2 separate regions of the Homo sapiens genome follow, and region 1 is linked to region 2. Evidence: read pairs that join two places in POLR2A ChIA-PET (ENCODE). Cell type or tissue: Panc1. All regions are shown on one strand. Each heading gives the region's core, and the rest is flanking DNA. Links, peaks and the distances in the headings are about the cores only. Region 1 holds the start of CCER2 (coiled-coil glutamate rich protein 2). Region 2 holds the start of LGALS7 (galectin 7).

Region 1 (14,013 bases), core at 6,014-14,013, 140 kb after region 2:
TTTTCCTGCTTCTTTACATGCCTGATAATCTTTGGTTAGGTGCCAGACATTGTGAATTTTGCCTTGTTAGTCTGGAGAATTCTGTATTCCTATAAATATTCTTGAGGCCGGGCGCCGTGGCTCACACCTGTAATCCCAGCACTTTGGGAGGCCAAGGCGGGTGGATCACGAGGTCAGGAGTTCAAGATCAGCCTGGCCAACATGGTGAAACCCTGTCTGTACTAAAAACTGCAAAAATTAGCCAGGTGTGGTGGCACGCACCTGTGGTTCCGGCTACTCGGGAGGCTGAGGCAGAAGAATCGCTTGAACCCAGGAGGTGGAGGTTGCAGTGAGCCACGATCGTGTCACTGCGCTCCAGCCTGGGCGACAGGGCAAGACTCTCTCTCAAAAAATAAAAATTAAAATAAATAAATAAATAAATAAATAAATAAATATTCTTGAATATTATTCTGGGATGGAGTTAAATTACTCGGAAGTAGTTTGAGTCTTTCCAGTTTTGCTTTTATGATTTGTTAGGTGGGTGTTGAGCAGTGCCCCATCTACAGTTAATTATTCCCCACTATTGAGGCAAGACCTTCCTGAGTATCCCACCCGATAGCCTGTGATGATGTTTTTCCAGCCTGGCTGGTGGGAACACTCACTATTCCTGGCCCTGTGTGAGTAACGAGCACTTTTCTGAAATCCTTTTGGATGGTTTTCCCATCCCCACAGACTCACAGGCATGGCTGATCCGTATTCTCCGGAATACACAAGAGAACCTCCTGCAGTTCCCCAGCAATCTCTCCTTTGGCAACTCTGTTTTGTACTCTGTCCTGTGACTCTAGCCACGCTGGCCTCCACAGACTCTTCCTCCATATCCATCTCCTGACCTCAGACAACCTGATGCGCTCTGCTTGGATTCCCCTCTCTGCACCGTGGCTTTGAAACTCTCTCAAGACAATAAGCTGTGGCAGTCAAGTGTGGGGCCCACCTCGTGTTTCCTGTCTTTCAGGGGTCACTGTGATTCATTGCACGATGTCCAGTGTCTTCAACACTGTTGCTTCATATACCGTATTTCGTCTGACTCTTGTTTGTTTGTTTGTTTGTTTCACGTGGGAGTGAATTCTGGTCCATGTTACTTCATTTTGGGCAGAAGTGGAAATCCCACTGAATAAACATTGATTCCACGAATTTGCTGATGAAACTCTGACCTCTGACCTCCCAGATAGCTGACAGGGGGTTCCAGAACTGTGGTCACAAGGCCTAGCATACAGTAGGCGCCCCATGTTTGTTCAATGAAGGAATGCAAGAGGACTTGAACTTTGCCCTCTCACCCCGGTCTTTGTCCCCAGGGCACTGCACTTGGCTGTGATTCATCAGCATGAACCCTTCCTGGATTTTCTTCTAGGCTTCTCGGCCGGCACTGAGTACATGGACCTGCAGAATGACCTAGGCCAGGTGAGCCACGAGGGATGGTGTAGGGCTTGGGGTCCAGGGTTCCCAGTGTGACTCCCTACCGCCTGTCCTCTGCTTCTGCAGACAGCCCTGCACCTGGCAGCCATCCTGGGGGAGACATCCACGGTGGAGAAGCTGTACGCAGCAGGCGCCGGGCTGTGTGTGGCGGAGCGTAGGGGCCACACGGCGCTGCACCTGGCCTGCCGTGTGGGGGCACACGCCTGTGCCCGTGCCCTGCTTCAGCCCCGCCCCCGGCGCCCCAGGGAAGCCCCCGACACCTACCTCGCTCAGGGCCCTGACCGTACTCCCGACACCAACCATACCCCTGTCGCCTTGTACCCCGATTCCGACTTGGAGAAGGAAGAAGAGGAGAGTGAGGAGGACTGGAAGCTGCAGCTGGAGGCTGAAAACTACGAGGGTGAGGGTCGTCACCAGGGAAGGACTCAGCTCCTGGGCTAGGCGAGAGCACCTGGCCCTGGGCTCAGCTTCCCTGATTTGAGACTGAGCTCCTTGGGAAATCATGCCTAGGCTTCAGGAGCCCACACATCGGGACCAGGGACCTCCACTCAGGGCCCAGATGATTGAGAATTGGATATGTAGGACCCAGGACCCCCACCTGGAGGCCCCAGGTCACTTGGGATGCAGACCTGTCACCCACAGACCCAGAGCTGCCAGGATCCAGTTGTCGGGCCCCCGGGCTCCCCACCTGCAGAGTGTATTGCAGACCCCTACCCTACCCAGGACCGGGGAATGCAGAGCTCAGGCCCTCTGTGAAACTCTGGCACCCCAGGCTCCCAGCAATGGGCAGCAGGGTTCAGAGACAGCCCTCCTCAGCCTCATGGGAAGAAGGGCTCATCTGCCCACAGCCCTGACATCCAAGTTTCTGCTCCCCTGCCTATAAGCCCAGCCACCTGAGACCAGACCCCTCCTCAGATGGACTGACGTCATTCAGGACCCAGTGTTCAGGGCCTGCCTCTCGCCCCCAGGTCACAGGCTTTTCAGCTACTTGGTACCTTTTTTTTTTTTTTTTTTTTTTTTGAGACAGTCTCACTCTGTTGCCAGGTTGGAGTTCAGTGGCGTGATCTTGGCTCACTGCAACCTCCACCTCCCAGGTTCAGGTGATTCTCCTGCCTCAGCCTCCCGAGTAGCTGGGATTACAGGGATTACAGGCACATGCTACCATGCCCAGCTTATTTTTGTATTTTTAGTAGAGACGGGGTTTTACCATGTTGACCAGGCTGGTCTTGAACTCCTGGCCTGGCCTTAGGTGATCTGCCCGCCATGGCCTCCCAAAGTGCTGGGATTACAGGTGTGAGCCACCGTGCCTGGGCAGGAACCTTAATTTAAGGTTTTTTTTTTTTTTTTTTTTTGACATGGAGTCTCACTCTGTTGCCCAGGCTGGAGTGCAGTGGCGCCATCTCAGCTCACTGCAAGCTCCGCCTCCTGGGTTCACACCATTCTCCTGCCTCAGCCTCCCGAGTAGCTGGGACTACAGGCGCCCGCCACCATGCCCAGCTAATTTTTTGTATTTTTAGTAGAGATGGGGTTTCACCATGTTAGCCAGGATGGTCTCGATCTCCTGACCTCGTGATCCACCCGCCTCAGCCTCCCAAAGTGCTGGGATTACAGGCGTGAGCCACTGTGCCTGGCCTTTATTTTTTATTTTTAGTAGAGACGTCTTGCCATGTTGCCCAGGCAGCTTCTTGAACTCCTGAGCTCAAGTGATCCTCTTGCTTTGGCCTCCCAAAGTGCTGGGATTACAGGTGTGAAATAGCGTGCCAGCTCAGGTCCTTTGAGTGATAAGAGCAGAGACTTGGGTCTCCTCCTGGCCCCAAAATCCAGGCTCCCTGTCCACAGACCCCAGGCTGTTTACCCGCGGGCCCCAGGCTTCAAACAACTCAGGCACTAGCACTTGCCAGCAAGCTCAGGCCATCTGAGATAGGCATTTGGTACCCAGGTACCTCTTTGCCATACCCAAGAATTCAGGAACCAGCCCCCAAACCTAATCACCCTCACGCCACATGACCCTCCCCCAGGATCAAAGCACGGTGGGGTGGGGGGGGCCCTCACCTCATCATCTGACGCCAATCACTCTGTCCCCAGGCCACACCCCACTCCACGTGGCCGTTATCCACAAAGATGTGGAGATGGTCCGGCTGCTCCGAGATGCTGGAGCTGACCTTGACAAACCGGTGAGCCCCAACCTCGGGGAAGATGCCGTCGGCGGGAGGGGGCTTGTCCCCTCTTCGGGCCCTCTGACCTTTCTGTTGCACCCCCACAGGAGCCCACGTGCGGCCGGAGCCCCCTTCATTTGGCAGTGGAGGCCCAGGCAGCCGATGTGCTGGAGCTTCTCCTGAGGGCAGGCGCGAACCCTGCTGCCCGCATGTACGGTGGCCGCACCCCACTCGGCAGTGCCATGCTCCGGCCCAACCCCATCCTCGCCCGCCTCCTCCGTGCACACGGAGCCCCTGAGCCCGAGGGCGAGGACGAGAAATCCGGCCCCTGCAGCAGCAGTAGCGACAGCGACAGCGGAGACGAGGGCGTGAGTCAGGAGGAGAGACAGGGCAGCCCAGCTGGGGGGTCAGGATAGACCGGCAGGCAAGAAGCCCAAGAAGATAATTAGGCACCGACCTTGGGCTGCTGTTAGAGAACTCAGGCAGCAGCGCCAGTGACACGGGGCACTAGTCAGGAGAGACCTGGACAGGGGTGGTGGGAAGAGCTTGGGCAGAAGTGGCTGAAAAACTAAGGCAGTGGCAAAGGTAGAACTCAGGCAGGGGTGGAGAAAAGGCGTTGGTCGCAGTGATTGGTGAACACAGCGGGGGTGGGTGGTAGCGCTGGGGGTGATTTTAGGCAGCAAGAATTGGAGAACTCACACTGCGAAAAGAAAACCTTGGGTGGCAGTGATTTGAACACCGGCAGTGCTGGGGCAGGACCCGAGCCAGCGGTGGGGAGAGATATAGTCAGAGAACCCAGCAATACAGATCCGTCCTTGGGCAAGGCGCGGTGCTGGATGATGGGTGCGGAGGAATTTGGGTAAAGGCAGAGGGAAGGGGTGGAGGAGGGCCAGCTCAGTTGCCGAAACTCTGGAGTGGCGGCTGGCTAGAAATTGGTCTGTAGAAATGACCTTGAAAATGGAGTTCTGGCCAGGTGCGGTGGCTCACGCCTGTAATCCCAGCACTTTGGGAGGCCGAGGCAGGCAGATCACGAGGTCAGGAGTTCGAGACCAGCCTGGCCAACATGGCAAGACCCTGTCTCTACTAAAAATACAAAAATTAGCTGGGCGTGGTGGCGCATGCCTATAATCCCAGCTACTTGGGAGGCTGAGGTAGGAGAATTGCTTGAACCTGGGAGGTGGAGGTTGCAGTGAACCTAGATCACGCCACTGCATTCCAGCCTGGGCAACAGAGCGAGACTCCATCTTAAAAAAAAAAAAAAAAAAAAGAAAGAAAAGAAAATGGAGTTCTGAGAGCTAGGAAACTGGGAGGTTGAGCCAGGAGCAGGGGAACTTGGGCTTTGAGGCGAGACCTAATTCTTAGGGTGCTCTATGAGGACATGGGTGGTGGGCAAAGTGACAGCCGCCTGAGCCCCTCTGCCTGGTCCCCTTTGCCCCCAGGATGAATACGACGACATTGTGGTTCACAGCAGCCGCAGCCAAACCCGGCTGCCTCCCACCCCAGCCTCAAAACCTCTTCCTGACGACCCCCGCCCCGTGTGATTTGTTTCATTGTTAATATAATTTCCAGTTTAATAAACAAAACCCTAGTTCTGACAACCAGAGACCAGACTGATCTTGTCTTCCCAGTCCTCCGGGTCCTTCTGGGGCCCATCCCTGTCACATCAAGTGCTGCTCACGGAGGCAGGGTGCGTTTCTTTGTGCTTTATTCACTCAGAAGGGTTGGAGTGGGAGTGCATAGGTGTGGGGGTGCTTCCTGTGTCAGGGCTGAGCCCAGCCCCCGGCCCAGCTCAGACTCACCTCCTTGGGTGTGGTTCCAAGGCACGTCCGCCTCCTCCCCTGTTTGGGTAGGGGTGGCGTGGGGTGCTAGGTGAGGTGGAGGCTTCGGGGTCAACAGTCCTAAGCCACAGGGTGTGTCAGGAGGAAGGAGGGACTGAGGTAGGGGTCAGCCCTCCCTCCTGAGCTGCTCCCCCAGCGTCTCTGTCACCTTCTTCAGTTCGTCTCTCAAGTGCTCCAGCTGCTCCACCTCCTTTTCCTGGTGGGGTCAGAAACGGGGTAGTCAGCACCCACCTTCAAAGGCAGGCCACCTCGGTCACTGTGATTGTGGGCCATGTCGGTTCTCATAGTGGCATCCAGCAGCGGTCGTTCTGATCGTCGTGGACCGCGATGGTGACCATGCTGATTGCCATAACCCCGGAAGAGTGGTGCTGGCTAACGCGACCACAGCCAACAGCAGTAGCTTGGCACTGGCAAAGGTGCCTGGGATGAGCACCTCGTGATGGCGCTTTATTTTTATTTTTAAGATGGAGTCTCGCTCTGTCACCCAGGCTGGGGTACAGTGGCACGATCTCGGCTCACTGTAACCTCCACCTCCCGAGTTCAAGTGATTCTCCTGCTTCAGCCTCCCGAGTAGCTGGGATTACAGGCATGCAACACCATGCCTGGCTGATTTTTTGTATTTTTAGTAGAGACAGGGTTTCACCATGTTGGCCAGGCTGGTCTCGAACTCCTGACCTCAGGTAATCCTCCCGCCTCAGCCTCCCAAAGTGCTGGGATTACAGGCACGAACCACCATGCCCAGCCATTTTTTTTTTTTTTTTTTAAGATGGTTTTGCTCTGTGGCCCAGGCGGGACTGCTGTGGCACAATCATGACTCAATGCAGCCTCAAACTCCCGGGTTCAAGCAATCCCACCACCTCAGCCTCCTGAGAGCTGGGACCACAGGCGTGCGCCACCATTGCTGGCTAATTTTTTAAATTATTTGTAGAGTCACGGTTTCACTATGTTGCCCACGCTGGTCTCAAACTCCTGGCCTCAAGGGATTCTCCCACCTTGGCCTCTGAAAGGATTAACCCTCCCTAGGATTACAGGTGTGAGCCACCATGCCCACCCTGTTACGGCACTTTTGGTGCCACCAATCATGGTGACATCTTGTTTTCCATGACCCAGCAATGGTGTCTGTCTGTCACCTAGTGAAGTAGGCACAGCAGCCACTTTTCACAGTGGCCAACTTGCTAGTGATGGTGGCTTGCTTCTGTGCAATGGTGCCATCTTGGTTGCTGTAGTCCATACAGTAGTGTGGAAGTATAAGGTAAAGGCCTTGCACGGAAGTTGTTAGCCAGTCGTGGTGTCAGTCTTGGCCACTGTGATCCACTAGTGATGGATCTGGTGGTGCAGGGCCAACACCGGTGGCTGTGAGTTGTGACTCCACTGACCATCATCAACCCTGCCTCCAAACTGTGTTGGTGTTCCTCCTTCATCCCCCTACTCACCTCCCTCTCCGAAGCCTCCTCCTTCTCCTGCCTGGGCTCAGCCTCTGGCTGGTGGTGGTGGTGGTGGTGGTGGGGCAAGTCCTCGCGCCTCTCTCCTCCGCCTCTCTCGGCCCCCTGCCACAGGCTGCGGTCCCCGCCCAGCACCCGCACCCCCTTCTCCTCTGCCTGGAACTGGGCCGTCTCTTTGTCACTGGCCTTCTCTGCCACCCGCTTCTGGAGGTCCCCTCCATTCTCTAGATGCCGCTGCCACAGGTCCTCAAAGGTCTCCATGGGCCCCCTCTTCCTCTCCTCCTTCTCCTCCTCCTCGTCCTCCTCCTGGTGGAGCTGGCGATGCCCTTGCATGCGGATGGCTTGTTCCTGGACCTCAGACTTGTGGGTCCTCTCTGCTACCTCCTCCTCTTCCTCATCCCTCACCTCCTGGCTGGACCTCATCTTCCCAGCCTCCTGCTTCTTGAAATCCCCAAGCAGCAGGCCTTTCTCCTCGGTGGACGCACAGCCGTGGGGCTCTGTCCCGCACAACTCTGGCAGAAAGGGAAAGGACACTCTCTAAGCATCCAATTGGGAAACTGAGGCCGAGTATGGAGGCTCACGCCTGTAATCTCAGCACTTTGGGAGGCCGTGGCGGCCGATCACCTGAGGTCAGGAGTTTGAATTGGGAAACTGAGGCCTTGAGGAGTTCTGGGCCCTGCCGAAGGTCTCACAGGGGGGCTGCCCAGACTACAGGGGGAGGGTCCTATTTCATCCCACCTGGGAGGGGATGTTCCCTGCCCCATCTGGCCCCTCTGCAGGGAACCACAAGGGTGTTGCTGGTGGCCAGGCTCTGTCAGGTGTGAATGCTGGGCAGTGCCCCGCTGGTCCAGGCAACAGGGCTCTGGGAATGAGGACCTCTTCCTCCAGGTAGCCTGGGTGGGAGAGCATGTGGGCACCTGGGCAGGACCCTGGGTGGGGTAGGGTAGGGTCCCATGGGGTTGTGGAGGGCAAGTGGGGCCCGGGGCCTCCTTACCCTTGTGGAGAAGAGCAGTGCAGGGTCCTCTCTGGACCTGGCCCACGGTCAGCACCTCTGTGACCACCTCTGCCAGACAGCGGGTCAGCTGGGGGGCAGGGGTGCCGGGTCAGAGGGGAGGTTGAGGGCAGGGGAGATGGGGAGGAGAGCAGCTGGTTTGAGGGCAATGAGGATCATGGGGCAGGCTGTGCAGGGAGGGCAGGGCCCCAGCTAGGTGAGGCAGGGCAAGGCCTCCACACTCCTCACCTCCTCCTTGGAGGGTCTCGGTGCCAAGGGAGCAGCGGTGGCTGTGGAGAAAGGAGATGGCACTGGGCTTTGCCGCCCTGGCTGCTGTCCCCGGTACCGACCCCAGCTCCATGGGCGTCCCGGTCCCCACACATCCCCTCCCCATCCCACCCGGCGGGTGTACTGTCCCCCGCTGGAGGCTCGGCCCCTGAAGCCTCTCCACTGGGTGCACTGCCTGCCCCCTCCCACTGGAGTCCCCGCTCCCCGGCCCCTGGCAGGTCCCGCACTCGGCAGGTCCCGCACTCACCCGCCCCCAGCAGGAGCAGCCGCAGCAGCAGCAGCTCAGAGGCTGGCCCTCGGGGCGGCATGGTGGGCGTCCAACGGGTCCAAGGCGCTGTGCGGGCCAGGGTTGCAGCGCCTTATAACCCACGCGGGGACCCTGCAGGGGAGGAAATGATGTCACCCCCGCCCCCTCCCCGCCCGCGGCGGGGCGACATCTGCGGGGCGGCTGCCTGCCTGAGACCCTCAATTATTCATGAGGCCTCCGCCCTGCACGCGCTCCCCTCGAGGCTTCAGGCCAGGAGCTCAGCGCAGATGGTGGAGGCCTCCCTTTTTTCGTTTTTTTGAGACACGGTCTGGCTCTGTCACCCAGGCTGGAGTGCAGTGGCGCCATCACAGCTCACTGCAGGCTCCTGAACACACTTGATCCTCCCACCTCAGCCTCCCGAGTAGCTGGGACCACAGGCGTGTACCACCATATCTGGCTAATAATGTTTATTTTTTGTAGAGGCAGGGTCTCACTTTGTTGGCCAGGTTGGTCTCAGACTCCTGGGCTCAAGTGATCCTCTCGTCTGGGCCTCCCAAAGTGCTGGGATTACAGGCCTGAGGTGCCACACCTGGCCTGGGGGGATCTCTTCCCAGAGCAGCAGGGTCTGGTACACTCGCCCTCCACGCTGGCAGGTGGACCGGGGTGGGAACCCAGAAGCAGCCACTCACAGATGGTCCCCAGGCAACTCCTTCCCTTCCTGGGCCTGTTTTCTCACAGGGTCTTGTTACAGGCTGGAGTGCAGTGCCTCAAACTCTCACACAAGGGATCCTCCTGCCTCAGCCTCCAGATCAGTTGGGACTGCAGGCTTGCATTATCATGCCACAGTAATTTTTTTCATTTTTTGTAGAGAGGGGTTCTTGCTATGTTGCCTAGACTGGTCTGAAACTCCTGACCTCAAATGATCCGCCCACTTGGGCCTCCTGAAGTGCTGGGACTACAGGCGTGGGTGAGCCACTATGCTTGGCTGAGAGTGGGTCTCATAAACCCGCTTCCTCAGAGGCTGCAGTTGGCTTCTGGCCTAAGCCCCAGCTCCACCACGTGCCAGCTGTGCAGCCCAGGATAACCGCTTAACTTCTCTAAGACCTGTTTCCTCACTGTAAATAGGGTTGGTGACAACCTACTCTACAGTTGGACAGTGAGGATTAAATAGTTGTGTGTACAGTGTTTAGGGAAGTGCCTGGTACTGGGAACGGCACACGTCCAAGCATCTTCAGTGCAGTAATTTTTGTTGAGCATCTACTACATGCCAGGTCCTCTTTTAGACCTGAGGCTACAGCCCTGAGCCAATGGGTGGATACCTCTGCCCTCCTGGAGCTGGTATTTGACACACATCAATACATATTAAGGAAAGAAGGCAGAAATGCATCAAAAATATAGTATCTCAGGCTGGGCGTGGTGGCTCATGCCTGTAATCCCAGCACTTTGGGAGGCCAAGGCAGGTGCATTACCTGAGGTCAGGAGTTCAAGACCAGCCTGGTCAACATGGCGAAACCCTGCCTCTACTAAAAATACAAAAAATTAGCCGGACATGGTGGCACCTCCCTGTAATCCCAGCTATGCGGGAGGCTGAGGCAAAAGAATCTCTCAGAGGTTGCAGTGAGCCGAGATCACACCACTGCACTCCAGCCTGGGACAGTGAGACTCCATCTCAAAAAAAAAAAAAAAAAAAAAAAAAAGTATCTCAGATGTAGGTACTGAGTGCTGGGGGGGTTTTACTGTGGTCACGGAAGACTTCTTGGAAGAGGTGACATTTGAGCTAAGGCCTGAGTGACAAGATGGAGGCCAGCACACACCATCTAGGGGAGAGACAGCCAGAGAGGGAGACTCACCAATGTAAGTGCACGAGTCAGGAAGGAGTTTGGAGAGTTTCAATGTCAAGGCGGGTCGGGTGGACCAAACAAGACAGAAAGATGGGCTGAAGAGGAAGGTGGAGCAGCTCAGGTGGGGTCTTAGGGGCCTCGATGACCACTTTACCCTTTTACTCTGAGACGAAGCCACAGGAGACCTCTGAGCAGGGGTGGGACACCCAGCTGAGGTGCTCACAGGTCCCTCTGGCTGTGTGGCGAGGATGGAGAACAGGGAGCCAGTGAAGAGGCTTCCAGGGTTAACCAAAGGGGAGGGATCGGGGAGCAGGGCCCAGGTGGGGTCAGGGAGGAGAGAACAGTAGGCAGAGTCTGGAAATCTTTTTTGAGACAGAGTCTCGCTCTGTCACCCAGGCTGGAGTGTAGTAGTGTGATCCCAGCTCACTGCAACCTCTGCCTCCCGGGTTCAAGAATTCTGCCTCAGCCTCCCAAGCAGCTGGGATTACAGGTGCCCGCCACCACACCCAGCTCTTTTTTTTTTTAGATGGAGTCTCGCACTGTAGCCCATGCTGGAGTGCAGTGGCGCGATCTCCACTCACCACAACCTCCGCCTCCCAGGTTCAAGTGATTCTCCTGCCTCAGCCTCCCGAGTAGCTGGGATTACAAGCGTGCGCCACCACGCCCAGCTAATTTTTGTATTTTTAGTAGAGATGGGGTTTCACCATGTTGGCCAGGCTGGTCTTGAACTGACCTCAGGTGATCCGCCTGCCTTAGCCTCCCAAAGTGCTGGGATTACAGGCGTGAGCCACTGTACCTGGCCAGATTCTGGAAATATTCTGAAGGCGGTGTTGCCAGGGTTGCTAATGAAGTGGAGTGGATATGAGATAAAAGTCGAGGCTAACCCGAAGGGCTGTGGCCTGGGCAGCCGGGAGAATGTGCTGGGATGGGCATGCCTGAGGAGGAGCAGGTGCAGGCCAAGTGATCAGAGGACCAGGTAGCTTCCCTGAGTTTGGGATGCCCACTGGGCCCCTACCTGGAGCTGCAGAAGGGACAGCTGCATGGGGAGCTGGGGACTGAGGGGTGAGGCTGGGGCTGGGGTCAGCTCGAAGGAACCCTCAGAGGGTGACTCTGTTCTGGCTTGTCCCAGAGGAAGGGGAGAGAATTCAGCATCCTCTCAGCAACCCTGGTGGCCCCAGGCCAGCCTCCATGTGCACTGGGGGGTGGCTAGGCACTTCCAGCCATGGTCTTTGCAGCCACAGACCCTTTGAGGATAGTGCCTCCAAGCGGCTGCTCAGCAGCTCCTAGAGAGCCAGGCATCTCCCTTGTTCACAGATCCACAGAGGCCTTTGTCCTGACCATTTATTGGGGACTTTTTGCTCAGCACTGTAGGAGGAAAGAAGGAAGGAGGGATGGAAGCCTCTTCCTCTGCTTCTCCTGTCCCTAGAACCGTAAAGCCCAGACGTCCTGCTTCCCACTGGGACCCTCAATGATAACAGGGTCAGTGACTGACTCTGAGGCAGCAAGGACAGAGGAGAGGTGGACCCCGTGGTCCAGGGGCCCGGGCGTGGAGCTGACAGGAAGAACACAGATGTCAGGACGGGCTCAGCAACACAGGTCCCAGGTGTCCGGGGTCTCCTGAACTCCAGGAAGCAGTGACACCCCCGAGGGCTGCTGTGGGTGGGTTCTTAGCTTACAGCAGGCTGGCCAGGCAGCCCAGGCTTCCGGGGCTGGTTGGGGCCGATGTACTGGAGAGGCACGTGGGTAGGGGCTGTGATCCGATCAGTGCCGAGGTAGGACTGGAGGGCAGGGGGCACGAGCACTGAGCCGTCCTGGGGACAGAGCAGACCTCAGGACACTGCAGATGCCCCAGCCCTCCCCGGCGCTGAGCTGCCTCTCTGGGTGGGCCCCTCAGCCCCTCACCTTCTGCTGGTTACTCTCCAGGAGCGCGATGAGAAGGCGGGGGACAGCACAGGCGGTGGCGTTCACCTGTGAGACAGCCATGCTCGGAACTGGCGCCCACCCCAAGCTGAGCCCGGGGAGGAGCCAAGGTGGGTGGGTCTAGGGCGGCAGAGGCTGCGGGCGAGGGCACGCGGGCAGGAGGCTGTGCGGGCCTCACCGTGTGGGCAAACTGCAGCTCCCCAGCCTCGGTCTGGAACATGATGTGGAGGCGGCGGCTCTGGAAGTCTGTGCAGTTGGAAGCACTGGTGACCTGGGGTGGAGGAGCGGCAGGCTGAGCGGATCAGGGATGGGGGGCAGGCCTGTCCTCCTGCCCACCCCGTCCCCAGCGGCACAGGGCTCACCTCTCCAAAGCGGCCTCGGCCTGGCATCCAGGCCTCAATGTCAAACTTGCGGTAGGCGGGGAGGCCCAGTTCTTGGGTGGGCATATCCAGGACCCTGCGGTCAAGGACGAAGGTGTGGGGAAGGTCAGCGGGTGAGAGGAGGAGCAAGAGGAACAAATGGAAACGATGGAAGAGAAGGCAGCCAAAAAGCAGGAAAAAGCCCAGGAGTTTGAGACCAGCCTGGGCAACATAAGGAGACCTCATCTACTCCAAAAAAACAAACAAAAAAAAGGAGACGATAGTGCCAAAGGAGAGAGTTGTGAGGCCAGGGGTGGTTATGGAGAAGGTGGTACATGGAGGGGGAAGCACAAAAGAGGTTGATGGGAGGGGAAAAAGGCACGTGGCAGGGTCCACCGGCTCTTCACAGTGGCCATTCACACATTTGCACCTTCTAGGCACCCTCGGTTTTTTTTTTTTTTTTGAGACGGAGTCTGGCTCTGTTGCCCAGGCTGGAGAGCAGTGGCGCGATCTCGGCTCACTGCAACCTCCACCTTCAGGGTTCAAGTGATTCTCCTGTCTCAGCCTCCTGAGTAGATGGGATTACAGGTGTGTGCCACCATGCCCGGCTGATTTTTATATTTTTAGTATAGATGGGGTTTCACCATGTTGGCCAGGCTGGTCTTGAACTCCTGACCTCAGGTGATCCGCCTGTCCCGGCCTCCCAAAGTGCTGGGATTGTAGGTGTGAGCCACCGTGCCTGGCCTTTATTTTTTTTTTTTAGAGACAGGGTCTCACTCTGTTGCCCCAGGCTAGAGTGCAGTGGCATGATCACAGCTCATTGTAGCCTCCACCTCCTGGGTTCAAGCAATTCTCCTGCCTCAGTCTCCCAAGTAGCTGGGACCACAGGTGTGTGCCACCATACCCGGCTAATTTTAAAAAACGTAAAGACGAGCTCTCGCTGTGTTGCCCAGGCTGGTCTTGAACTCCTGGCCTCAAGCAATCCTCCTGCCATGGCCTCCCAAAGTGCTGGAATTACAGGCGTGAGCCACCACACCCGGCTTACGCTCCCAGTTTTTTACAATGGGTCACCCAGAAAAGAAGTCCACATTTCTCAGCCTCTCTTGAAAGCTGCGTGTGACTGACAGGGTGAGAGGAAGTGGGGTTCCCAACCTCTGGCTCCCCCTTTTCCCACCCCCACTCTCCACTGGGAGGTGAAAAAGTATCTTGGGTTGCACAGATGAGGCAGTGGCCCAGAGAGAGGGGGAGCAGCAGGAGGAAAGGGGCCCGGGTCTCCACTCTGGCACACCGTGCACTGTTCGTGCTTCTGTTACAGTCCTGTGAGGGACGACCGGCACACGGCAGACAGATTGGGATCCTGTATATGCTCCTGTAATCCTTGTACAGGAAAATGGGGGCAACGAGGGGGCTGGAGAGGTGGTTCCAGAGCGAAGAGCAGCTGGCCAGCCCCTTGTCCCTCCCCTACCCCACCCCTGCCAT
Region 2 (15,341 bases), core at 3,311-11,310:
CTGCTCAGAAGATCCTCACGGAGTCCAGCTGCACGTCCCCGCCCACCTCCACCAGGCGCACGCGCGCCAGCGGCAGGCGGTGGCGGAAGTGGTGGTACTGGGCGTCCCCAACCACGGCCTGCAGGGGAGGGTCGGTGGTGAGGATTCCGGAGGCCCGTGCTGGGTGGCCCTGGGGAAATCACTCATCCCCTCTGGGCCTCAGTTTCCTCACTGGGAAAATGGGGCTATTGTTCATTCTAACTCTTGCGTGAGGATCAAACGAGTTGACTGTGTGGCACAGTAAAAAGAGGCTTTTTTAGTGCTGGTAATGGATATTCTCATTTCAGCGACCATTACCCGCTATTAAAGCGCAGAGGAGGGAGGTGAATTCGCGTAAGCTGTGGGTGGTGGAGGATCTGCCGCCACTCCCACCCGCCAATCCTTGCTAGGACGAGTTCCTGGGCGCTGTTTCCAACCCATCCCTCCCCATGCCTCAAACCCCGGACCTCAGGAAGGAATGAACTGGGAGTAGGGTCTGGGATGGCGAGTCTGGGCCACGCCTTCCCGCTAGGACGCCCACCCCTTGGACACTTGGCTGGTGCTCGCCTCGTCCTGACCCTGCTGTCTCTCTGTCCCTCGGACCCAAGTGGGAGTTGTTTAGGCGAGAGAGAGGGTCGAAGGACACCCTTCTCCGCCTTGGCCACGACTTCCCTACCCCCCTCACCCCGCCCCGAACCTCCCTGCCTTCCACCAATAGCCTGGCTTTGCCCAACCCTCTGCTCCAGGGACCTAAGTCTTGGCGTCCACGCCCCTGTCGCAGAGACGCACCTTGAAGCCGTCGTCTGACGCGATGATGAGCACCTCGAAGGGCTGCCCGCGCTGGAAAGGAACGCCCGGCCCGCGCTCCTCGCGGCCCCAGGAGCCTTGCTCCTTGCTGTTGAAGACCACCTCCGACGTGTCCAGCCGGGGGTTGAAATGCAGCGCGGCATCGGAGCCCTGCTCCTCCCCGCACAGCAGGTTTACATGGAACCTGGAAGAGGAGGATGGTGGCCGTCAGGGCTCAGAAACCACCCAGACCAAGAAATGTTGAGGGTGAGGAATACCGATGTCTACAATTTACTTTGAATGAATAAGTAAATGAAATGTTGGCTGGGTGCAGTGGCTCACCCTGTAATCCCAGCACTCTGGGAGGTGGAGAAGGGAGGATCGCTTGGGCCCGGAAGTTAAAGACCAGCCTGGGCAACATAGCGAGACCCCACCTTACAAAAAAACGAAAGAACAAACAAAACATAAACCGCCCAGACCAAAGTGAAGGTCTTATGGACTGGCACTCCCCATTCCCAGAGTACCCCCAAATTAACAGGGACCTGAAGACAGGCACACACCGCAGAAGGAGAGGTAGGCGACTAATGACCAGGGAGCTTAGATTCCCAAGGCAGCCAAAATATCATGAGGCCCTTGGCAGAAACCTACCCAGACCAAACTCACTACGCTTAGGGCAGGGTGCCCTCATTTCCAAAGAGCCTGGGAGCTGCCCAGGAGGTCTGGGTGATAGCCAGGGTGCTCCTGATGCTCAGGGAACCCTCAGCTTCTACAGGACAAAGAATAATACCAGGAACCCCAGTATTTCCAGGGTACCTCAGAATCCAGAAGGCCCGAAGTTCCTTAGCCAGGAAGTCAAAGGATGGCTTGGCAAGGACTCCCAGGGTCCAGGGTGTCTCCAGGACTTGGAGTATTTCCAGAGTTCCCTGGGACTCAGACATGGAAGTCATAGGACTATATCTAGGAACCCTGAGATTACCCAGGGACCTCAAATGCTTAGGGAAACTTAGGGACCCCAGCCACAAAGGCACGGGGGCAAATACGAATACATCAGATTTGAGGTCAGAAATGGCCTCGGACTCCTAGCCTGGTGGATACAGGTGGCCTCGGGCCCCTACTTCTGGACTGCAAAAATTGGGAGTCAGCTGATCCTGAGACCTGTACCCTTTACCCCTAGGGCCTGGGGCCTCACCTGCTGGCATTGGGAGGAACCAAGCCGCGAATTCTCAGCACCGTGCCAGGGCGGATGCCCTCGGGCAGTGAGGACTTGTGGGGGACGTTCTGCAAGAGTGGGGTGCAGGGGCCACTGTGAGCCGGTGAGACCGAAGGAGGGAGGCAGAAGGTGGGTCACCCCTCAGAGGAGCCGACCAGGGCTGAGACTGGCAGAAATCAGTGGAAGAGGAAAGGGTGGCGGAGAGGCAGGAAAGAGACCAGAAACAGACAGGGAAACAGATGGGGAGAGCAACAAAGACAAACAGAAAGATCCTCAAAGAGGGCCCCAGAGGAAGCCACAAAGAGGTAGAGGGGACAGTCGGGATGGGGGTTACCCGGAGGCCACAGCCCAGGCCAGTCCGTGGCACACTCACTGCCCACTTGCTCCTTTGAAAGAGGAGCCCCCAGCCCCCTCCCTGCTTGGCCCCGCCCCGGGCCCCTGGAGCACTCACGGACATGGCTGGGACCGGGTTGGGCAGCCGTGGTGGTGGGGCCTGCTGGGGACCTTAAATAAAAGCAGGGCGGGGCTGGCCCTGATGACTCACCCCACCCCTTCCCACCCACCACCCACACCTGGCACGGACCCTGGCCCTGGGGCAAGCCCGGCGAAGCGGGAGTGGCACCTCTTCTTGGGGGCCCTGATCCCCCCATCACCCAGGGCCCGGGTGCACTGCCCCTCTCCTAGGAGCTGATAATAAGAGGGAATGTTTAATAGTAATAAACTCACAGCAGAGAAGGCTCCTTGTGCCACTGCCCCTCCACCCCTGTCTTCCCGCTGCCTGGCACACGGAGAGCCTCTATCTCATTTCATGTATTTATTTGTTAGTAATTTCTCTTATTTTATACACAGACATATTAGGTCCTGGGAGGCCAATCTGGGTGGGAACTCCAGACCCTTCTCTCCAGCTGAGAACCTCCTGCCTGGACTGATCCGTGCTGAAATCTAAGCTTCTGCCTCTGTAATGGAACAGCGGCCACAATAGGAGCACTAGTGACTGACAGGGTGGCTTCATGGGTTCACAGGGGGCCTGCCTGATCCCCTCAGCGCTGCACCCCTGGGTCCTGGAGTGTGCCCAGTTCATGGAAGTCCTCAGTCAGGAGGGGTGAAAGGAGGGGATCCACTAGGACTATGCCTGTCATTTCCAAGGCCCCTCGGCTGCCCAGGAGATGCAGGAAATCACTGATTGGGACCCCATCATTCCAACAGGGAGGAGTATGGGTCACCCCCATTGTACAGAGGAGGAGGCTGAAGCTGGGATGGGAAGCGATTTGCCAAAGGCAGGAGCGTGCAGGACCCGTTGCCCTGACCTCTGGCTCTCCTCACCTCTGCTCGCACCTCTCCTGTGGGTTCTGTCTCTGGGGCTGGCTGTCTCACTCTGTCCGTCTCTGCCCCTAACTCTGTCTACCACATATTCCTGTCCCACTTCTCTCCTTCAAGTCTCTCTTCTTCCTCCTTCCAGGACTGCTACCATCATGCCACCAAGTTTGTAGGTCAGGATGAGGTGGGTTTTGGGGTGGTGGGTGGCCTAGCATTCCATCACCACCTAGATCAAAAGCAGAGCAAGGCGGGGACCCTCCCGCCAGGCCCGAAACAGCCCCCTTGGGCCTAAGACTCTGCAAGAGAACTCAGGGTTGGGGAATTGGCTTGGTGGAGGGGCGGGTAGGGCTGAAAGATGCTTCTGAAAGGCAGGGATGGTGTGGGAGCTGAGCAGAAACCACTCCTAGCAGCCCAGCAGCCCTCCTGGACCTTTTCCACTCGCCACTCCAGCTCCTGCCCCACCCAGCAGGCTGCTGAGAGGCCTGGGCAGAGGCAGGCTGGCAGTGGAAAGTTTGGGTGGAGACAGCAGACCCAGAACCATCCTCCACCCTCTGCGTCCCAGGCCCCCAGCCTCTCGCCCCCTCCCCACACACTCCAAGGCACCAAGCTCAGGGACCAGTTCTTGGGAACATGAGCTCAGAGAGGGAGGCTAGCAGCTGCATTTCAGTAGGGGCTGCAAGCACCCCCATTCTGCAGAGGACAAAACTGAGGCTTAGACAGGGGCCACCTCTCAGTCAAGGAAGAGGCCAGCCCCTCAGCTCCAGAGGGGTCTTTGTGCCAAGGACATGTCATGGGCACGGACAGAGAGGATAGCAGGGTGTCCGGTGATCATACCACCAGCCCAGCTCAGTTAGTTCCCGAGAATGTTCCCCTGAATGGTGGACTCCATTGTTCTAACATTATTGACCATTCTAAAGAAGACACTCTCGCCTGGGCAACACAGCAAGACCTCATCACTACAAAAAATAAAAATAAAATAAAATAGCCCAGTGGGTTGGCGCACATCTGCCTGTAATTCCAGCTACTTGGGAGGCTGAGGCAGGAGAATTGCTTGAGCCCAGGAGATCAGAGGCTGCAGGGAGCTATGATCACACCACAGCTCTCCAGCCTGGGCAACACAGTGAGACCTCAGTCCACAAAAAGAAAAGACACTCCTTACATTACTTGATACATCATTCTGTACCTTGCTATTGTTTCCCAAGAACATCTTTTTATTTATTTCTATTTCTTCACTGTGGCTGGATATGACTTCACACCCAACCAACGTGCAAGTCCCAACTTGCCTTAAGTGATTGGTCAAATGGTTGCAGTCAATCTGTTACCAGTCTAAAAGGCTGGCTCCTTTCCTGTAACTGAGATATGCATCCTCGATGGGCTCTTATTCATTAGTGTTGGTTATGTTTCTCATCAGTTGTGAAACAATATTTTCTTTTGTTTTTTTTTTCTTTTGTTTTTTTTTTGAGACAGAGGCTCACCCTGTCACCCAGGCTGGAGTGCAGTGGTGCGATCTCGGCTCGCTGCAACCTCCACCTCCCGGGTTGAAGTGATTCTTTGGCCTCAGCCTCCTGAGTAGCTGGGATTACAGGCACCCACCAACATGCCTGGCTAATTTTTTTGTTTGTTTGTTTTTGGTTTTTTTTGAGACAGAGTCTTGCTCTGCCGCCCAGGCTGGAGTGCAGTGGCACCATTTCGGCTCACTGCAAGCTCCGCCTCCCTGGTTCACGCCATTCTCCTGCCTCAGCCTCCTGAGTAGCTGGGACTACAGGCTCCCGCCACCACGCCCAGCTAATTTTTTGCATTTTTGGTAGAGACGGGGTTTCACTGTATTAGCCAGGATGGTCTCGGTCTCCTGACCTCATGATCCGCCCGCCTCGGCCTCCCAAAGTGCTGGGATTACAGGCATAAGCCACCGCGCCTGGCCTAATTTTTGTATTTTTAGTAGAGACAGGGTTTCGCCATGTTGGTCAGGCTGGTCTCGAACTCCTGACCTCGTGATCTGCCCTCCTCGGCCTCCCAAAGTGTTGGGATTACAGGTGTGAGCCACTGCGCCTGGCCTGAAATAATATTTTCGTGAGCCTTTTTTCTTTTTCTTTCTCGTTTTTTGAGACAGAGTCTCGCTCTGTTGCCCAGGCAGGAGTGCAGTGGTTTGATCTTGGCTCACTGCAACCTCTGCCTTCCAGGTTCAAGTGATTCTCCTGCCTCAGCCTCCCAAGTAGCTGGGATTTCAGGTGCCTGCCACCACGCCTGGCTACTTTTTGTATTTTTAGTAGAGACGGGGTTTCACCATGTTGGCCAGACTGGCCTTGAACTCCTGACCTCAGGTGATCCACCTGCCTCAGCCTCCCAAAGTGCTGTGATTGCAAGTGTGAACCAACGCACCTGGTCACCTTTTTTCAATTTTAAATAGTTAATGTAGGCCGGGTGTGGTGGTGCACACCTGCATTCCCAGCTACTCGAGAGGCCGAGGCAGGAGAATTGCTTGAACCCAGGAGGCAGAAATTGTAGTGAGCCAAGATAGCTCCATTGCGCTTTAGCCTGGGCAAAAAGAACAAGACTCTGTCTCAAAAAGTATATATAATAATAATAATAATAATAATAATAATAATAAATGTATATATTTCTCAATAGTCTTTCTATCAAGGTATCCTTCCCATAAAATAAAAGATGCAGATATTAAAGGTATAGTTCACTGATTTTGAGAACTGTGGAGACCTATCTAACCACCTCCTCAATTAAGTTTCCTGGTGTCCAGGAAATAGTGGCCTCTCTTCTAGTTCCAGGAAGCCACTGGCCAGTGTCACTCCTGACCATTTTTTTGTTTTGTTTTGTTTTGTTTTGTTTTTGAGATGGGGGTCTCACTCTGTCACCCAGGCTGGAGTGCAGTGGTGCAGTCTCCGCTCACTGCAGCCTCAATCTTCCAAGCTTAAACCTCCTGGGCTCACCACCTCAGCCTCCCGAGTAGCTGGGGCTACAGACACACGCCACCATGCCTGGCTAATTGTGTATTTTTTGTAGAGAGAGGGTTTTACGATGTTGCCTAGGCTGGTGTTGAACTCCTGGAGTCAAGCGATCTGCCTGCCTTAGCCTCCCAAAGTGCTGGGATTACAGGCATGAGCCACTGGGCCTGGCCACTGCTGAGCATTGACTAGCCACCGAGGTTCTTTTGTCTCAAAATAAAGAAGAGGGAGTAGACTGATTTTTCTTACTTTATGCCTCTTTTAGGAAATAATTTAGATGAAAAGTAGCTAATTGCACACTAGGTGGTTGTAGAGATTTAAAATTCAGGCTCCATGAATGTCATTTGTTGGTCACATTTTGGTTATTTTTTATACACAGTGAAGGTAATTCTGGGGCTGCTTTTTGTAAATCAACATTCTGATGATGAAAATGACACTTAGAAATCTCACTTTGGCTGGGCACGGTGGCTCATGCCTATAATCCCAACACTTTGGGAGGCCGAGGCGGGCGGATCACCTGAGGTCAGGAGTTCGAGACCAGCCTGGCCAATAGGGTGAAACCCCGTCTCTACTAAAAATAGAAAAAATTAGCCGGGCATGGTGGCAGGCACCTGTAATGCCAGCTACTTGGGGGGCTGAGGCAGGAGAATCGCTTGAACCTGGGAGGCAGAGGTTGCAGTGAGCCAAGATCACGCCATTGCACTCCAGCCTGGGGGACAAGATCGAGACTTCCTCTCAAAAAAAAAAAAAAAAAGGAAAGAAATCTCACTTTGTTCTTGGCCAGGCGCAGTGGTTCACCCTGTAATCCCAGCACCTTGGGAGGCCAAGGCGGTGGATCACCTGAGGTCAGGAATTTGAGACCAGCCTGGCCAACATAGTGAAACCCTGCCTCTACTAAAAATACCAAAAAATTATATATATCTATATTAGCTGGGTGTGGTGGCACACACCTGTGATCCTAGCTACTTGGGAGGCTGAAGCAGGAGAATCACCTGAACCCGGGAGACGGAGGTTGTGGTGTGTGATCGCACCACTGCACTTGAGCCTGGGCGACAGAGCAAGACTCCATCAAAAAAAGACCAAACAAAAAAACAAAAACAAAAACAAAAAAACCCCAGAAACTCACTTTGTTCTTAAGCTTTTATGCCCATTGGAAATCTCACGACTCTATTTTTATAAATATAGTAAATATTAATAAAACAATCCAATTACCGCTAAGAAAAAGTCTATTCTCTAGTGTTCAGTTCCATTTATAAACTTAGTTAATTAAACTCTCTTAAATATTTTAAACTGAATGCATAATTTTAGAGGTTATTCATTTTTCAGTGTTTCAATTGCTCTATAAACTCATCCAAGTAATTCTTGTAAGTTTCCTAGTGATTCTTGTACATTTCAATGCTTAAACAGTAAAATACATGCATAGCTTTTTCTTCTTCCTTCCTTTCCTTCCTTTCCTTCCTTTCCTTCCTTTGCTGAACAATTGGGCCCTAAAGCTATTATGTGGGGCTGAGCAAGGTCATGGTGGCCCTGAATGGGCTGATTGGGGTGGGATGTCCTTGGGAGAGGTGTTTGGGGGTCAGGGCTGAGCAGGATGAGGAGCGCTCAGCAGAGGCTGCGCGTAAGTGCCCAGTGAGGGCCAGCAGGACACGTGACAGGGAGCCTGCACTCCCAGCATGGGAGGAGGACACCTGTGTGGGGTGGGTGCCCGACGAGGGGCATTGGAACCAGCCTCGGGGGGAGGTGCCATGTGGGAGTCAGAGATGAGGACTGGAACTGCTTTTTTTTTCTGGGAGGGAGTTACAGATATGGAAAGGGAGAGGTAGGCACCAGCCCTGTGGAGCTGGACTGGAAGTGGAGGCATTAGCGTGAGCTAATGGTTTGAGGATTGGGTTATTTGGTGGGGCAGGTTTGGACTCTTTTTATTTTTATTTAATTTAACATATTTATTTATTTATTTAGACAGAGTCTTCTCTGCCACCAGGCTGGAGTGCAATGGTGTGATCTCGGCTCACTGCAACTTCCGCCTCCCAGGTTCAAGCAATTCTCCCACCTCAGCCTCCCGAGTGGCTGGGACTACAGGCATGTGTCACTGCGCCTGGCTACTTTTTGTATTTTTAGTAGAGACGGGGGTTTCACCATGTTGGCCAGGCTGGTCTTGAACTCCTGACCTCAGGTGATCCACCTGCCTCGGCCTCTCGAAATGCTGGGATTACAGGCGTGAGCCTTCTTATACCAGTTTTTTTTTGTTTGTTTGTTTTTGTTTGTTTGTTTTTTAGACAGAGTGCAATGGCGTGATCTCGGGTCATTGCAACAACCTCTGCCTCCTGGGTTCAAGGGATTCTCCTGCCTCAGCCTCTCAAGTAGCTGGGATTACAGACATGCACCACCATGCCCGGCTAATTTTGTATTTTTAGTAGAGACAAGATTTCTCCACGTTGGTCAGGTTGGTCTCAAACTCCCGACCTCAGGTGATCCGCCCGCCTTGGCCTCCCAAAATGCTGGGATTACAGGAGTGAGCCCTGCGCCCGGCATTCTTATGGTAGTTTTATACCCAAGCCCACTGAAGACCGTAGGAGGGAGAGGTAAAGTTTTCTTTCCCCTGCAAAGGACATTCGAGTTGTTTCCACTGTTTGGCTGTTATGAATAATGAACGCTTCTACGAACATTTTGTTTAAATATTTAGCACGAACATGTTTTTATTCCCCTTGGGCATATCCCTAGGAGTAGAATGCCTGGGTCCCAAGGGTAACTTATGTCACACTTTCCTCCCTTATTCAGCAGTCAGTAAAGGCTGGTAAATTTCATCTGGCTGTCCTGTCATTCTCTTTGAATTTGGAACAATCATCCACCCTTTTTGGTTTATATGACATTGACTCTTCAAAACTCCCAACTATGGCCGGGTGTGGTGGCTCACATCTGTAATCCCAGAACTTTGGGAGGCTGAGGTGGGCGGATCACCTGAGGTCAGGCATTTGCGACCAGCCTGGCCAACATGGGGAAACCCTGTCTCCACTAAAAATACAAAAAATTAGCCGGGTGTGGTGACGCACGCCTGTAATCTCAGCTACTCTGGAAGCTGAGGCAGGAGAATCACTTGAACGCAGGAGAATCGCTTGAACCCGGGAGGCGGAGGTTGCAGTGAGCCAAGATCACGCCATTGCAATCCAGCCTGGGTGACAGAGCGAGACCTTGTGTCAAAAAAAGACATGGGACCTTCATTCAATTAAGATTCATAGTATGCAGCAAGATAGAACCCCCTAGTAGGGAGCAGTGGCTCACGCCTGTAGCACTGTGAGAGGCTGAGGCAAGAGGATCGTTTGAGACCACGAGTTCAAGGCCAGCCTGGGCAACATAGCAAGACCCTCATCTCTAGAAGAAATAAAAAGCTGGACATGACCAGGCGTGGTGGCTCATGCCTGTAATGCCAGCATTTTGGAGGTGAGGTGGGTGGATCACCTGAGGTCAGAAGTTTGAGAACATGGCAAAACCCTGTCTCTACTAAAAATAGAAAAATTAGCCAGGCGTGGTGGTGCTCGCCTGTAGTCCCAGCTCCTCGGGAGACTGAGGCAGGAGAATCACTTGAACCTGGGAGGCAGAGGTTGGTTGCAGTGAGCCGAGATCCTGCGCTCCAACCAGCCTGGGCGTCAGAAAGAGACCTTGACTAAAAAAAAAAATCCCCTGTTTAAGACAGATGGATTAATTCCTTCTGTTTCTGTCCATAGGCTCTTGATTGCTTCTTAGGACTTCTCCAAAAGTGGAAGAAACAAGAAAACGTTGTCATTCTGAAACATCTTTACTATTTTTCTGAGGCTGCAGCCTTGGCCAGCCCGCAATCTGCCTTTCCAGGCACAGCAGGTGACAGTGTGAGTGGATAATTTGTTACCATGTAGCAAGAGACACTGGCTTTCCACCCTGCAATACAGGAGTCCTTCCTATCAGCCTCTCCTCTATCTCCTCCAGCCACGCCCTCATTTTAAGTTCTGCTGCCTGTATCAGCCACTTCTCCCACTGTCATGTTGGGGTTGCTGGTTGCTGGCAACAGAACCCTCCTCCGCTAGTTTACAGAGATTATTAGCGGCTATGACAGCTTACAGAATTTTTTTTTTTTTTTGAGACGGAGTTTCGCTCTTGTTACCCAGGCTGGAGTGCAATGGCACGATCTTGGCTCACTGCAACCTCCGCCTCCTGGGTTCAAGAAATTTTCCTGCCTCAGCCTCCCGAGTACCTGGGATTACAGGCATGAGCCATCATACCCAGATAATTTTGTATTTTTAGTAGAGAGGGGGTTTCTTCATGTTGGTCAGGCTGGTCTCGAACTCCCAACCTCAGGTGATCCGCCCGCCTTGGCCTCCCAGAGTGCTGGGATCACAGACATGAGCCACCATGCCCGGCAATAGCTTACAGAATTTTCAGAGGACTAGGGAATAAGCTTCCGTGCTGCAAAGCTAGAGGGTGGATGCGGAGAGCATTCCCTGGCCAGAGCTTCCTAGGCTGTTCTAGATAAAAATAAATACCTCCATCACCTAACTAGCCAGAAGGCTCATCTCCCTCCCGTAAGTGTTACCTCATTTTCACCTTCTAAGTTTTGCAGGTGGTGGAGTGCAGTGGCTGATACCTGTAATCCCAGCACTTTGGGAAGCTGAACTGGGAAGACTCCTTGAGGCCAGGAGTTTGAGACCAGCCTGGGCAGCAGAGGAAGACCCTGTCTCTACAAAAAAAAAAATTTAAAAATGAGCCAGTTTTGGGCCAGGCATGGGGGCTCACACCTGTAATCCCAGCACTTTGGGCAACTGAGGCTGGTAGATCGCTTGAGCCCAGGAGTTCAAGACCAGCCTGAGCAACACAGTGAGACCCTGTCTCTAAAAAAAAAAAAAAAAAAAAAAAAAAGCCGGGCACAGTGGCACATGCCTGTAATCCCAGCTACTTAGGAAGCTGAGGCAGGAGGATTGCTTGAACCTGGGCTGTTGAAGCTGCAGTGAGGCGAGATCACACCACTGCACTCCAGCTGGGGTGACAGAGTGAGATCCTGTCTCAAAAAAAGAAAAGAGTCAGGCGCGGTGGTTCACGCCTGTAATCCCAACACTTTGGGAGGCCGAGGCGGGCAGATCATGAGGTCAGGAGATCGAGAACATCCTAGCTAATACGGTAAAACCCCGTTTCTACTAAAAAATACAAAAAATTAGCCGGGCATTGTGGCGGGCGCCTGTAGTCCCAGCTAGTTGGGAGGCTGAGGCAAGAGAATGGCATGAACCCAGGAGGCAGAGCTTGCAGGGAGCCCAGATCACGCCACTGCACTCCAGCCTGGGCGACAGAGCGAGACTCCGTCTCAAAAAAAAAAAAAGAAAAGAAAAGAAAAGAAAAAATTAGCCAAGTGTGGTAGCACACAACCGTTGTCCTACCTACTACTCCAGAGACTGAGGAAAATTGCTTCAGCCTGGGAGTTCTAGGCTGCAGTGGGCTATGATGGTGCCACTGCACTCCAGGCTGGGTGACAGGGCAAAACCACAGAGCAAGACCACTTCTTTCTTGGCTGGCTGGCTTTCTCTTTCTTTCTTTCTTTCTTTCTTTCTTTCTTTCTTTCTTTCTTTCTTTCTTTCTTTCTTTCTTTCTTTCTTCTTTCTTTCTTTCTTTCTTTCTTTCCTTCTTTCTTTCTTTTTCTTTCTTTCTTTCTTTCTTTCATCTCTCTCTCTCTTCCCTCCTTCCCTCCCTCTCTCCCTCCCTCCCTCCCTTCCTTCCTTCCTTCTCTCTCTCTTTCTTTTTGGACAGTCTTGCTCTGTCACCCAGCCTGGAGTGCAGTGGCACAAATTCTGCTCACTGCAACCTCCACCTTCTGGATTCAAGTGATTCTTGTGCCTCAGCCTACCCAGTAGCTGGGATTACAGGTGCGTGCCACCATGCCAGGCTAATTTTTTGTATTTTAGTAGAGACGGGGTTTTGCCATGTTGCCCAGGCTGGTCTTGAACTCTGGAGCTCAGGCAAACTGCCCACCTCAGCCTCCAAAGTGCTAGGATTACAGGTGTGAGCCACAGTACCTGGCCACGAGGGCATGTCTTCAAAAAAAGAGTTTTCCAGGGGTGCAAACTCAGCTTGGGGAAACCCAGTCCTATGTGAATCTAGCTACAAATAACTCTGGGAAATGTAGTTTTTAACTGCCTAATGCAAGAAAGCAGGCCAGGCTGGGTGCGGAGGTTCACGCCTGTAATCCCAGCACTTTGGGAGGCCAAGGCAGGAGGATACTTGAGTTCCAGAGTTTGAGACCAGCCTGGGCCACATAGTGAGGCATCAGCTCTACTAAAATAAAATAAAAAAAAAATTAACTGGGGGTGGTGTCACATGCCTGTAGTCCCAGCCACTTTGGCGGCTGAGGCAGGAGGATTGCTTCAGCCCAGGAGGTTGAGGCTGCAGTGCATGATGATCTTGCCTGGGCAATAGATTAAGGCCCTGTCTCAAAAAAAAAAAAAAAAAAAAAAAAAAAAAGGTGGGCCCGCTGGGGAGTGAGTTAGAAGCTGAGTAAGCCAATCTTCAGTGGTGGTTACCAAATTACTTGGAAAGATATAATTAGTTACATAGTGGGTAAATGTCTTTAACTGTGGGAACAGTTAGAATTCACTAAAAAGATTTTTACCTGTATCATTTTCATCACTGGAATGTTAATATATAAAACCAAAGGAGTCCCTGAAGTATCTTCACTGTGTTTAAAAAATAACCAAAACCACAGGGCATGGTGGCTCACACCTGTAATCCCAGTACTTTGGGAGGCCAGAAGTTGGAGGATCACTTAAGCCCAGGTTCCAGACTAGCCTGGGCAACATAGCCAGACCCTTGGCTAGGCACAGTAGTTCACATCTGTAATCCCAGCACTTTTGAAAGCTGAGGTGGGTGGATCACTTGAGGTCAGGAGTTCGAGACCAGCCTGGCCAACATGGTGAAACCCCATCTCTACTAAAAATACAAAAATCAGCCAAGAGTGGTGGTGCATGCTTGTAATCCCAGCTACTAAGTAGGCCAAGGCAAGAGAATCGCTTGAACCCAGGAGGCAGAGCTGAGATTGAGCCACTGCACTCCAGCCTGGGCAACAGAGTGAGACTCCATCTCAAAAGAAAAAAAAAAAAGAACCCATCAAGGACGTAGATCTGTTATCAGAAATGAGTCAGGACTTCGGGCTGATAACAGAGTTAATGTGCAAACCCTTGGCCAATCAGCAAAGGCACATTGGGACTTGCAGTATGTTGGCTACATGTGAAGTTACATCCAGCCACAGTGAAGCAATCACTAAAAAAAAATCAAAAATAAAACAAAAAACAATAACTCAAAATATCACTAACAAAATGGCACTGACAGAACCTGGGGTTTTAAATCCCTACAAACACTTAGTGTGCGATTAGTTACTTTTCAACTAAGTTATATCCTGAAAGAGGCCTAAAATCAGAAAAATCAGTCTGTCCCAACCCACTTTCTCATTTTCACGGCAAATGAACTTATTTTTCTTTTCTTTTCTTTTCTTTTTTTGAGACGGAATCTTGGAGTCTTGCTCTGTTGCCCAGGCTGGAGTGCAGTGGCGCGATCTTGGCTCACTGCAAGCTCCACCTCCCAGGTTCATGCCATTCTCCTGCCTCAGCCTCCTGAGTAGCTGGGACTACAGGTGCCCGCCACCACGCCTGGCTAATTTTTTGTATTTTTAGTAGAGACGGGGTTTCACCGTATTAGCCAGGATGGTCTCGATCTCCTGACCTCGTGATCCGCCCGCCTCGGCCTCCCAAAGTGCTGGGATTACAGGTGTAAGCCACCGCGCCTGGCCTTTTTTTTCTTTTTTGAGACCGAGTCTCGCTCTGTCACCCAGTCTTGAGTGCAGAGGTGCGATCTTAACTCACTGCAGCCTCCGCCTCCCAGGTTCAAGTGATTCTCTTGCCTCATCCTCCCCAGTAGCTGGGACTACAGGCAGGCGCCACGCTGTCGCATTGGCCAGGCTGGTCTCAAACTCCTGACCTCAGGTGATCCGCCCGCCTTGTTACCCAGGCTGGAGTGCAGTGGTGTGATCTTGGGTCACTGTAGCCTCCACCTCCAGGGCTCAGGTGATCCTCCTGCCCTAGCCTCCCGAGTAGCTGGGACTACAGGCACATGCCACCACAATGGATCAAAGGAAACTTTGTGGCTACTAACTGCTCAGGAGTGACAGTGGCTTCATGTGGCAGAAGGAGCAGTGACTGTTTCTAGGGGCACCAGGAAACTTGATTGGGGAGGTGGTTACACAGGTGACTATATGTGTCAAAACTCATTGAACTATTCCATTAAAATCTGAACCCTGAGCAGGGGCTCACACCTATAATCCCAGCACTTTGGGAGGCCAAAGCAGGTGGATCACTTGAGTCCAGGAGTTTGAGAACAGCCTGGACAACATGGCGAAACCCCATCAGTACAAAATAATACAAAAATTAGGCAGGTGTGGTGGCACACTCCTGTAGTCCCAGCCACTCAGGAGGATGAGGTGGGAGGATCACTTGAATCTGGGAGGCAGAGGTTGCAGTAAGTTGAGATCATACCACTGCACTCCAGCCTGGGCGACAGAACAAGACCCTGTCTCAAAACAACAACAACAACAACAAAATCTGAACCTTTTATTTAATGGGAAAAATACCTCAATGAAATAACAATTGGGAAATAAACACATTAGTTATTTAAAACCGAAAAAAGACACACAAATATTACCGTGGCCAGGCCTGTAATCACAACATTTTAGGAGACCAAGGTGGGAGGATCGCTTGAGCCCAGGAGTTTGAGACCAGCCTGGGCAACATGGTGAGACCTCCTCTCTAGGAAAAAAAAAAAAAAAAAAAAAAAAGCTGGGCATGGTGGCGTGCAACTGTAGTCCAAGCTACTCCAGAGGCGGGAGGATTCCCAAGCCCAGGAGGCCAAGGCTGCAGTAAGCCATGATCACAGAGAGAGCCAGACCCTGTCTCAAAAAAAAAAAAAAAAAAAATTATTGCACAACTAATGAGAAAGATAACACAATTGAATAAGAACTCATCAAGGGCTGGATGCAGTGGCTCATGCCT

The links. ChIA-PET counts read pairs that join two places held together with the same protein. Peaks named below come from ENCODE experiments on the same cell type or tissue, not always from the same donor. Only the 100,000 strongest peaks of a DNase experiment are listed, where the experiment ranks them.
Region 1: POLR2A ChIA-PET joins it to region 2 with 17 read pairs; 5 of 35 experiments call an interaction of 5 or more read pairs at or near these places.

The regions. Positions count from the first base shown.
Region 1 is chr19:38,903,684-38,917,696 of GRCh38, forward strand. It overlaps CCER2 (coiled-coil glutamate rich protein 2), which reads right to left and starts at 8,503. Exons shown (of 5, transcript NM_001243212.2): 1 at 8,415-8,503; 2 at 8,129-8,169; 3 at 7,883-7,970; 4 at 6,880-7,400; 5 at 5,297-5,642. The coding sequence starts at 8,475. The coding sequence ends at 5,553. It overlaps SARS2 (seryl-tRNA synthetase 2, mitochondrial), which reads right to left. Exons shown (of 16, transcript NM_017827.4): 13 at 12,538-12,631; 14 at 12,354-12,446; 15 at 12,158-12,223; 16 at 11,583-12,066. The coding sequence ends at 11,923. It overlaps NFKBIB (NFKB inhibitor beta), which reads left to right. Exons shown (of 6, transcript NM_002503.5): 2 at 1,332-1,437; 3 at 1,519-1,852; 4 at 3,538-3,626; 5 at 3,716-3,976; 6 at 5,048-5,206. The coding sequence ends at 5,149. RefSeq lists enhancers at 8,103-8,729, 8,730-9,354. In Panc1, for the core only: no CTCF peak of the experiment used is centred there; no DNase peak of the experiment used is centred there.
Region 2 is chr19:38,771,022-38,786,362 of GRCh38, forward strand. LGALS7 (galectin 7) reads right to left here and starts at 2,496. Exons shown (of 4, transcript NM_002307.4): 1 at 2,466-2,496; 2 at 1,994-2,082; 3 at 808-1,009; 4 at 1-118. The coding sequence starts at 2,471. The coding sequence ends at 5. In Panc1, for the core only: no CTCF peak of the experiment used is centred there; no DNase peak of the experiment used is centred there; H3K27ac peaks cover 32 bases.